Linked DNA regions of Homo sapiens: region 2 is linked to region 1. Evidence: chromatin loops called from intact Hi-C (ENCODE). Cell type or tissue: A673. All regions are shown on one strand.

Region 1 (5,000 bases):
CTGGTGGGAAGGCAGCTAAGGCCCTGCGAGAAATTGAGCACAGCAGCTGCTGGCCCAGGTGCTAAGCCCCTCACTGCCCGGGCCGGTGGGTCCGGCTGGCGGCTCCGAGTGCGGGGTCCGCCTAGCCCACGCCCACCCGGAACTCGCGCTGGCCCGCAAGCACCACGCGCAGCCCTGGTTCCCGCCCGCGCCTCTCCCTCCACACCTCCCTGCAAGCTGAGGGAGCCGGCTCCGGCCTTGGCCAGCCCAGAAAGGGGCTCCCACAGTGCAGCAGCGGGCTGAAGGGCTCCTCAAGTGCCGCCAAAGTGGGAGCCCAGGCAGAGGAGGCGCAGAGAGCAAGCGATGGCTGTGAGGACTGCCAGCACGCTGTCACCTCTCACTTTTTGGAAGGAATTATGTAGATTTTTAACTTCTAAAGTCAACCTATAAAAAAAGTAGAAAATAGTTTTTTATGATGGCAGTACACAATACAAATATTAACCATTTTGTTAGTTGTAAAGTATAGCTGACAAAAATGTAAGAGAGAAGAAAAGTGCAGGAATGGGAAGGGGAGCCACTACATTTTATAGAACAGAAAGCCAGAGATATGCTATTAAAAATCAATAGAAATTTGAGTACTTATTTAAAAATATAAAAGTTTAGTTCCAAAAGAGGAAATAAAATATATGATTACTGTTTTAAACATTGGGAAGAGGAGGGTAATATGAGACGTGCTCATTTTTATACTGTGAAATTAACGCTATTGATTAAAGTTGGTAAACCAAGAAGAGCAATATAGAGTGCAATGGAAGTAAACACCAAGTGATCTCATACCAGATGAAACAAGGAAGTTTTTCTCTGCAGAAGAACTGGAGCTGAGCAAGAAGGGGAGGGAGGAAAGGCTATTGCTTTTCAATGGAAATTATTTTATACAATGTGATTTATTACCACATGCACAAATTATTTGCTTTAAACAAGAGATGATGTATAGGGTAGTACCAGGACTCCTACTGGACAACCTGGTATGACCCTTTTTTTGGGTAGCACCCAGCTTCAGTTATACAAGCAAACCAGCGAACTGCAAAACCTTCATCCATACAAACCACATTACAACGTGGTGTTTTGTTGGAACCTCACTTGTGAGATAGTCAAAGGAGCAACCCTCTTAGGTCTTTGATTTGTAGGAAAGGCATTAAAAAAAGAACTTCCTTTGTTTCCCTGGGATTAAAGATTAGGAAGATTTCAGTTGCAAAAAAAAAAAAAAAAAAAAAAGAAATTGGCTGAAAGAGGTGTCCAATTGTCTCTGGTTGCAAAGTATTGGCAATCAGTGGAAATCCTCTGTGTGTTTCCTGTGTTTAGCATTTATATAACATGTTTCAAGTTTAAAAGCCCTTTACTGTCATTAGCTAATTATCTCCCAAGGGCTGCAGGGTAGTTAGAGGAAATGTTGGAATCAAGCCAGTTTTTAGAGCTGTAAGTTGTATACACACATACAACTGTGGCAGCCCTGATTCAGGGTGTAGTTGTTACACCATTTCCCACACATAGATCAATCAGTTAGTGTGTGGTTATTCAATCTCTGAAGTTCTTTTTCTAGACTTGACATTTTCTTCTCAAGAGGTACAAGTTACTGAAACAGAAGAGCACTTATTCTAATAGCACCTCTCCTAAGTGTCTTGAAAATAAACATTGTTGATAGTTTTAGGTTCATCATCAAATCAGAATCCCTGAAGTGAGGCCTGAGTTTGGCGATGGAGATGTGCCCTGGGTGATTCCAATGAAGAGCCACTATCAAGAACCACGGACTTAAATGGCCAATAGAGGTTCCCCACACCCACCATCAATAACTATATCTCCAAAAAGAATGAAACACAATATGTGGCTACAGAGAACTTTTCATAAACGCTACCCATTAATAAATATTAAATCTTGTTTTGTGCCAAATATATATTTTACATTATCAAAGTGCTCAAGAAATTTGGAGGATACAGAAAAATAAAAATGCATGTATATCTAAAAAGTCATCACAAAGAGAATCACTGTTCATGTTTCTTCTTTCCATTTTATTTCAATGCTTTGTCTTTTCTTTTTCTTTTCTTTTCTTTCTTTTTTTTTTTTTTGAGACAGGGTCTCACTCTGTTATCCAGGCTGGAGTGCAGCTGCGCATTCACAGTTCACTACAACCTCGAGCTCACAGACTCAAGCGATCCTCCCGCCTTAGCTTCCCAAGTAGGATAGCTGGGCACACACCATCATGCCAGGTTTGCTTTGTCTTTTAAGAAAATTTATTGACATAGCAGTTATCAGATTTCATATTGGCTCCATACACCAATAGACCTAAGCAGTTTTGTATCTTGCTTTTCAAATTTGCCATTATAATAAGCATTTTTCACTGTTTCATGCTTTAAAAGTCATCTCTGAAAATGAAATGAGGCAAACAGGAACATTTCTATCCGTGATTACACCAAAATAGAAATACAGGTACTTGCAGAGCACAGGCCAACAATATTCTCTGCTTTGGTGTCCATTTAGAATCCTTCAGATCAGCAGGAACTAGAACTTGAACTCAATTTCTGTAGCCACATTCTGACTACATTTGGTGTGTGATGCCCTCTACTGGCTATTCTAGGATGGTGCCTTTTCCGTTTGTAAACTGTGTAAGGACTCTAAAGAAGGGGGTTTAGATTGTGTCCATGCATGTTTGAATGTTCTGTGTCTGTATTTTTATTTATAGGTGTTGCCTTCATGTAGAATTGAAGCTATATGAATACAGGAGCCGGCTGTGTGTCTGTTTCCTTTTTTTTCATTCAAGAAACATTTTAAAAAATCTAACACATGCCAGGTATGGTGCTAGGAGGCTGGAGACACAAAGATGAAATCTCCACCTTCAAGTGGCTCATTATCTTAACTACTGGGAGAGACACAGTCAGGCAGGGGAACCTACTCAACATGCCTTGAGTATTCCAGCAGAAGAACTTGATTCTCTGTAGACCATGGTCTTTCTCCATCTAGAGAAATCATCCTCTCCAGTAAAGTGTCCAGATTTTGGAAAAACACATGTGGCAGAGCCAGGAAGAAATGGGACACCATCTTAACAGGGCAGATCCAGCAAATCAGTTCTGGCAATCAGTGGGGTTGACATGTCACAGCCAGCTTGCTGTCAATATACTTGGTAAATTAAAATTTATGATGGAGTGTAACACAAAAGTAAGATAAAATGAATGGCAATAATTCAGAGTTGTAACTGAGTTCCTATAAGGGAATATACTTCATTTTCCAGAAAAGTGTACTTTATATAATATGTAACCAATGAAGGAAGGTATCAATTACATTTTGAAAGCACTTTGTATTTGGAACTTTACCTTGCTTTCTGGGAAAAGAAATTCATATAAAATGAACCAGTTTTTTTTTTTTAATCTGAGGAAGACCTGGAGCATAGGACAAAGCATTTGATCACTTACATAGTTACCTTATATGTATTAATAGTTCTGTTTGACCGCATTATGCACAATTATATAAAAATCCTCTATAGATTAGCAAAGTCTTTTTTTTCAAACCTGAGGACTCTGATGATGGTATTGGCTCTACAAGGTTGGCTCCATACACCAATAGACCTAAGCATGACTAAACAATATTTATCATAAATATGAAGCCAGCAATTGCTGGTTGTATGGTCTTGAGTGAGTTACTTAACTTCTCTTCAGTTTTCCTTGTTTGGGAAAGGGTATAACCTACCTTATTGTAAAGAAATGGGCTTGTAAAGTATCCATCAGAATTCCTCAGTAGAGCACAGTAGGTACATCAAAATGACAGAGATGCAAGCTTAAGCCCTGGAGCCAGGCTGACTGGGTTTGAATCTTGGTGCTACACTTCATTAGCTTTGTGACTTTGAACAAATCTTTACTTTTCTGGGTCAGTTTCCTCATTGATAAATTAAGGATGATTATAATACCTACAATCATAGCATTGTTGAGCAGATAAAATGAGTTAACACCTGTAAAGTGCTTCGGAACATTTATGAACATATAGGCCTTAATAAAGGTTAATTGTAATTTATATTGCTATTCCTTTCAGCTTTTAGAGACACTTGCATCTTTTTGTAGTTCTATATTAAAACCAGGGAGAGACATCTTCCCGTGTATAAAATAACATTTCATTCAATGCTGTCATACCAGCTGTTTTCAGCAGTTTTCCACTATTGTGGCCCTGTAACTAGCTCTTCTTTGATATGACCTCAGATCCTCAGTAGAAATTACTTTAAGTTTGGCTGCTTGGCTGTACCATAGTAATTGTAATTGTTAGCTCTTGACTTCCTTCTCTAAGCCTCTATGGATTCCCTAAAGAACATGGAGGAAGATGGCCGGGCGCGGTGGCTCAAGCCCGTAATCTCAGCACTTTAGGAGGCCGAGGCGGGAGGATCATGAGGTCAGGAGATCGAGACCATCCTGGCTAACACAGTGAAACCTCGTCCCTACGAATAATACAAAAAATTAGCTGGGCGTGGCGGCGGGCGCCTGTAGTCCCAGCTACTCGGGGAGGGGGCTGAGGCAGGAGACTGGCGTGAACCCGGGAGGCTGAGCTTGCAGTGAGCGGAGAGCGCGCCACGCACTCCAGCTTGGGCTGCAGAGAAAAACAAACAAACAAACAAAACAAAACAAGAACAAAAAAAGAACACGGAGGAAGAATTATTTGGCGGCAAATTAGGAAAGCATCGTGTAATCAAGACTCTCCTTTGCAATGCTATTGTCACCTTCTCTCCAAAGTAATTGTACAACAGTGATTTTCTGCAGAAGAAGCTCTGAGACCTCATTTCAGTCTAAGTTTTTTCATCATTTGGTTGATGCTCCTCCCCTTCAACATACATAGTGACAATGTGCTATGTACAGGCCATACAAAGGGTTGCAAAGAAGGGTCTCCACACTCAAAGAGTGTGAACAAGAAGCAAGGCAAGGATATAACTAATTCACTCACTAATTATAGCAAAAATCCAGCTGTGATAACCACTTATAAGGTTACAGAGA
Region 2 (5,000 bases), 78 kb before region 1:
ATAGTTTGCTTTTCCTGTTCGTTGCATTCCAACCTGTCAACGGCTATTTTCTGAAGGTCTGTGGGGGCTCATGTAGAAAAGGAATAGGTCTGGGTGGAGGCCAAGAATCTGAATTTGTATCATGTACCCTAGCTCATCTTAATTCAAGTGTTAGTCTGTAAGAAACAGAAGAATGGGTAACTCAACTCCTCCAAACAAATCTGTCAGCATTTACTCATGCAGGAAGGCTATTTTCATGTATCACGTTCAGAACACAAAGGGTCCCAAAGGGCTTCCCATCTATCTTTCAGGTGTTGGGCTTCCTGTCTTCCACTGTGTCTTTTTTTTTTTTTTTTTTTTTTTTTTGATACTGAGTCTCACTCAGTTGCCCAGGCTGGAGTGCAGTGGTGTGATCTTGGCTCACTGCAACCTCCGCCTCCCGGGTTCAGGCGATTCTCCTGCCTAGCCTCCTGAGTAGCTGGGATTACAGGCACAGACCACCACACCTGGCTAATTTTTGTATATTTAGTAGAGACGGGGTTTTGCCATGTTGGCCAGGCTGGTCTTGAACTCCTGACCTCAGATGATCCACCCACCTAACCTCACAAAGTGCTGGGATTACAAGTGCGAGCCACCATGTCCGGCCAGTCAGTTGTTTTAAATCGTGTATTGCCTATGAGCAGATGAGGAAGAGGAATCACACTGTCTATTGAGATTACTGACAACCTTTCTAAGCCTCATTTTCTCAGAGTTTTAGCCTCAAAAGGGACATTGATCAATTTGTAGTCTGATTTCCTTCTTTTCTCAGTTTACAAAGAACTTAGAGGAATTATTTCATGAGTCCCCCAAAATTAGTCATTTCCTACTTTGTGACCCCACAGCATTTTGTTCATACTCCATATTTTAAGTAAACACTGTTTTGTAATTAATGTGTTTATATGTCACTTCTTTCCACCATCACCACCAGCCCCCTTGCGCCAACTGATTTCTTCAAGAGATTGAACCAGGTCTAATTTATGTTTGTCTCCCACCAACCCAGTGACAGATAGATGAATCATGTTGCCTGGAGAGGTTAAGGGATTTGCCTAGAGTAGCAGCCCTGAAATGTGAGTGGCTTTCATAACTCCCAGCCATGTACTTACCACTCGTATGTTGCCAGAAATGTTTTTAAATGATGTGAATTCATGCAAATGAGTTAGGACACAACTTTCCCATTATGTTCCTCTACACTAGCTCATTTATAAAACATTCATAATAGTGATGATGATGATGATGATGATGTCATTACCACCCACCCAACTGTATCATTTTAAGGATCAACCTAAATAATATTTGTGAAAGCTTTGAAACTGGCAAAGCCACCTTATGCAGGTATATAGATTGCTATTACTCTAGTCTGTTGTTATTTCTGTGTAATTTACAAAGTATTTCATATTCATCATCTCACTTCTCGTTACACCTCTGTGAAATAGGTGGTCTCATTGTCATTTCATAGACACAAGAACTGAGGCTGAGCGAGACTAAGTATTTCAACCATAATCACAAATGGATGAAAGAAGACTAGAACCCAGCCAGCCCTCTTGCTTTCTTCCAGTACAGCCACTAGATCAAGGCTGCAGAGTCCCTCAGGGGTGTTGTTATCATCATCATCTGTTGAATCTGTTGCATCTTCTGTTGTGTGTTTAGGTCCTCAGGTCCCTAAAGCCCTCCTGGGTGAGCCCAGGAAAGAGACAACTTCATGAGAAATGAGAGTGAGGCCCTTCTAAGACCAGTTATGTATGTGTGTTGAAATGCTAGTCAGGTTTTTCATTTTATCAAAATGCAGGGCTTAGACACAGAATGCTTTATAAGACAAAGCAAGTTTGATTTTGAATTGGCCGACCATTGACCATGTTGGACCAGCAGCAGCAGCATGTGGATATGTGGGTCCAGGCAGGAGGGGCTAACCTCTCCATGGCTTCTGTCTCAATGGGGAGTTCCTTACTGTGACTCTCAGAGGAAATGAAGGATGATAAATCCAGCTGCTGCTTCCTGTTTCTATAATTTGGGGATTTATTTTTTTAAAGGGTAGAATGCTTTATTTTTAAACCAGTGGAAAATACCCTCAACGTGTTCCTTGTTAGTATTTCCTTGAAATCTAGATGCACTCATTTGAGCTTTAAAGGAGTGGGTGTGTTTGCGTGTGTGTGTGTGTCTGTGTGTCTGTGTGTGTGTCTGAAATTCCCATGATGCTGCCTGAGATGGCTCGCTCTCTTTCAGTTTTTCAACAACAATAACAACAGAATGAAAACCAATTAAGGCAGATTTCACTGGGCAGGAAGCTCTATGTGAGATTGATGACAGTATCTGATTTAGAGGAGGCCTGTAATTTATATCTGTGGTATTACTATCTCTCTGGGTATGCTTGTGCAATTCAGGTCTGGTTTTTCTTCTGCTTGTGATTGTGTCATTAGTAATAAAGTCCCGAGGCATTTAGGAAACACACTGCCTTCTCACATATCATTGTTTACAGACAGTAGCTGTTTGGTATAGATGATTAGGATGCCATTTTTGGAGTTTGATTATGTAGCCCCTGACTCCATAACTAAAACCAATAGGTAGAAATATATTTTACCAGTGCCATTTTTTTTTTCATTTCCTAATTTAAGAGACAGAGGATGTATATGGGGTTCCAATGGTACATCGTTCAGGAGCAGCATAGGAAATTTATCTGGCAAAATAGAATTATAAGAATTTAGTAGGGCCAGGCACGGTGGCTCACGCCTGTAATCCCAGCACTTTGGGAGGCCGAGGCGGGCGGATCATGAGGTCAGGAGATCGAGACCATCCTGGCTAACACGGTGAAACCCCGTCTCTACTAAAAATACAAAAACTTAGCCAAGCGTGGTGGCGGGCGCCTGTAGTCCCAGCTACTTAGGAGGCTGAGGCAAGAGAATGGCATGAACCCAGGAGGCGGAGCTTGCAGTGAGCCGAGATCATGCCACTGCACTTCAGTCTGGGCAACAGAGCAAGACTCCGTCTCAAAAAAAAAAAAAAAAAAGAATTCAGTAAATATACCAAATCCCCTCACTGAGTAAGAATCTTGGCTCTAATTTAAGTCCCTTAGCCCCTCCTTTCATGTTCTTAAAATCATAGCTAAGGTACTATTCTTCTTATAGTGGGTGATCAGTACATATTTTGTACTTACGAACCAGTAGGCCTAAGTGAGTTGTTTATTCTTTTAAGAATTATGGTTACACTTTAATGAATTCAGAATAAAAAATAAATCTTCACAGCCTAAATTTAGTGAAGAGATTATACCGAATATTTGGTCTGACTTTGTTAACAACTTTTTGAAGGTAAGATTTAAAAACTTTGAGACTATGACACTTACTGGAGGACTGTTCCAGCACACTGGATGTTGTAGAAGTCTGGAATTCTCATCTCCATTCTGCCATTTCCTTGTAACAAGTTTCTTGGCTATAAAATAAAGTTGATATTATTTGTTTGTCTCATAGTAGTTTGTGAGGATCAGATTAGTTGGAATCCATGGAATTGTCTTTTAAAAAGTGAGATTATGATAAAGACCTTAGGTAATATTGTTATTAAATGACAGTTGGGTTGTTGTTTCATTTTTTAAGACTTTACTCCTTGTGCCCTTAGGCAGCCTTTGACTACCAGCATTTTGTCACCTTCACTTTAAGGGTTCCTTCTAGTGATTTTTTTTAATTTGTAGAAGCAAATTTAATTTAATTTGAGTTAATCTCTAGTTTAAAATAAGCTGAGGGGGCAGGTATGGGCTTCATAGTGTCAGTCAGATCTGGGTTTGAATCCTGGTCCACCTTGTATTAGCTGTGTGATCTCGGTCGAATTACTCAAACTTTCAAAACCTGTTTTCTCTCAGTAAAACTGAAGCAGTAATACCACTGCTCAGGATGGATAGGACAATTTAATAGGCTCAAGTATGTAAGTGCTTGGTTATTCAGGAGGGGTAATTTTCTTCCTGTCTTCCCCTGCCTATTAGCAGTAGCCTCAGTGTTGAATGGCAAGATACAGCCCAAGATTTTCCTGTAAATATGCCAGCAGTGCACAGCTCCTCCCCTCTCTACCTCATCTTTGTCCCTGTATACCATGGTCAAGGAAATGAGAAGTAAACTAGCCGCTGTAGGTCACTGACACTCTCCTTAGAAATGCTAAATATTTCTTTTCCCACCTTCTTTTCAGTGTAATCTGACCTGAGTTCTCTGAATGCTTGACCTTCCCAGGGAGTTTCAGCGGGTGAGAAAGCCTGACACTGCTTGGATTACTTGAATATATACAGAGCTACTCACTCATATGTCCATGCATTTTTGGGGTTTTTTTTTTTTTAGTTATATAGTTTGTGGAATTATTTTGCAAGTTACCTTTTTCCCTTTAGACTTTTCAAAAAAGAACCTTTTAAAATTTTATGACGGGATAAGCAATATGGTGGTTAGCAAGATTAATGTTTACCAGTTTGCTGAAGGGAAAATCAAACAACATATGTCCAAACTCTGTTTAAGAATTTCCATGGGATTCTGAATTCCTTAATCTCTGTAGTTTTATGAAGTCATAGCAACATGCCGCATACTTGAGTTATAGCTCCTTGTCGAAATGTGTTTGTATAATTTGACTTTATGTTCAAAATAAGAAACAAGTAGCCGTAAGAAAAACATCTTGGTACTCTCTCACCCTGCTACTTCCAACTTTTACCCCTCTACTCCTTTCCTATCCTGAAAAATACACCCTCCCATCATACCTGCCTCCCCCGCTTGCTGTTGTACCAGCCTTTTGTTTCATCCCCAGCTGAGATTTGAGAGGTGAATATTCACTTTCCCACATACCCTTGCACACGTGAGCCAGACTTTTTCACCGAAAGTGCTCAGGCCAAAGTGTCAGGTGACTCTCAGCTGCCAGATCCAGCGGTCACTTTTGCCCCTTAACGTGCGTGACTTGCTTTTGACACCTGCAATGCTGCTTACCACTCTCTTCCTGAAGGGGTTGCCTCTTTTGGCTTCTAGGCC

What was found. A loop is a pair of places that touch in the nucleus more often than their neighbours do. Peaks named below come from ENCODE experiments on the same cell type or tissue, not always from the same donor. Only the 100,000 strongest peaks of a DNase experiment are listed, where the experiment ranks them.
Region 2: a loop joins it to region 1, with 4 times the contacts of the local background. A loop is called at or near these places in 8 of 110 quality-filtered maps.

Annotation. Positions count from the first base shown.
Region 1 is chr1:89,984,804-89,989,803 of GRCh38, forward strand. LOC105378847 (a long non-coding RNA gene) reads left to right here. Exons shown (of 3, transcript XR_001738142.2): 3 at 1-2,015. It also overlaps the pseudogene RN7SKP272. Among named protein-coding and RNA genes, the nearest start is that of ZNF326, 7.8 kb to the right of the region's middle. In A673, CTCF peaks have their summits at 2,595 (motif pointing left) and 2,801; DNase peaks (open chromatin) are centred at 1,388 and 2,578.
Region 2 is chr1:89,906,865-89,911,864 of GRCh38, forward strand. All of the region lies in intron 2 of LRRC8D (leucine rich repeat containing 8 VRAC subunit D), which reads left to right. Among named protein-coding and RNA genes, the nearest start is that of ZNF326, 86 kb to the right of the region's middle. RefSeq lists an enhancer at 1-343. In A673, no CTCF peak of the experiment used is centred here; DNase peaks (open chromatin) are centred at 1,047 and 2,147; H3K27ac peaks cover 4,884 bases.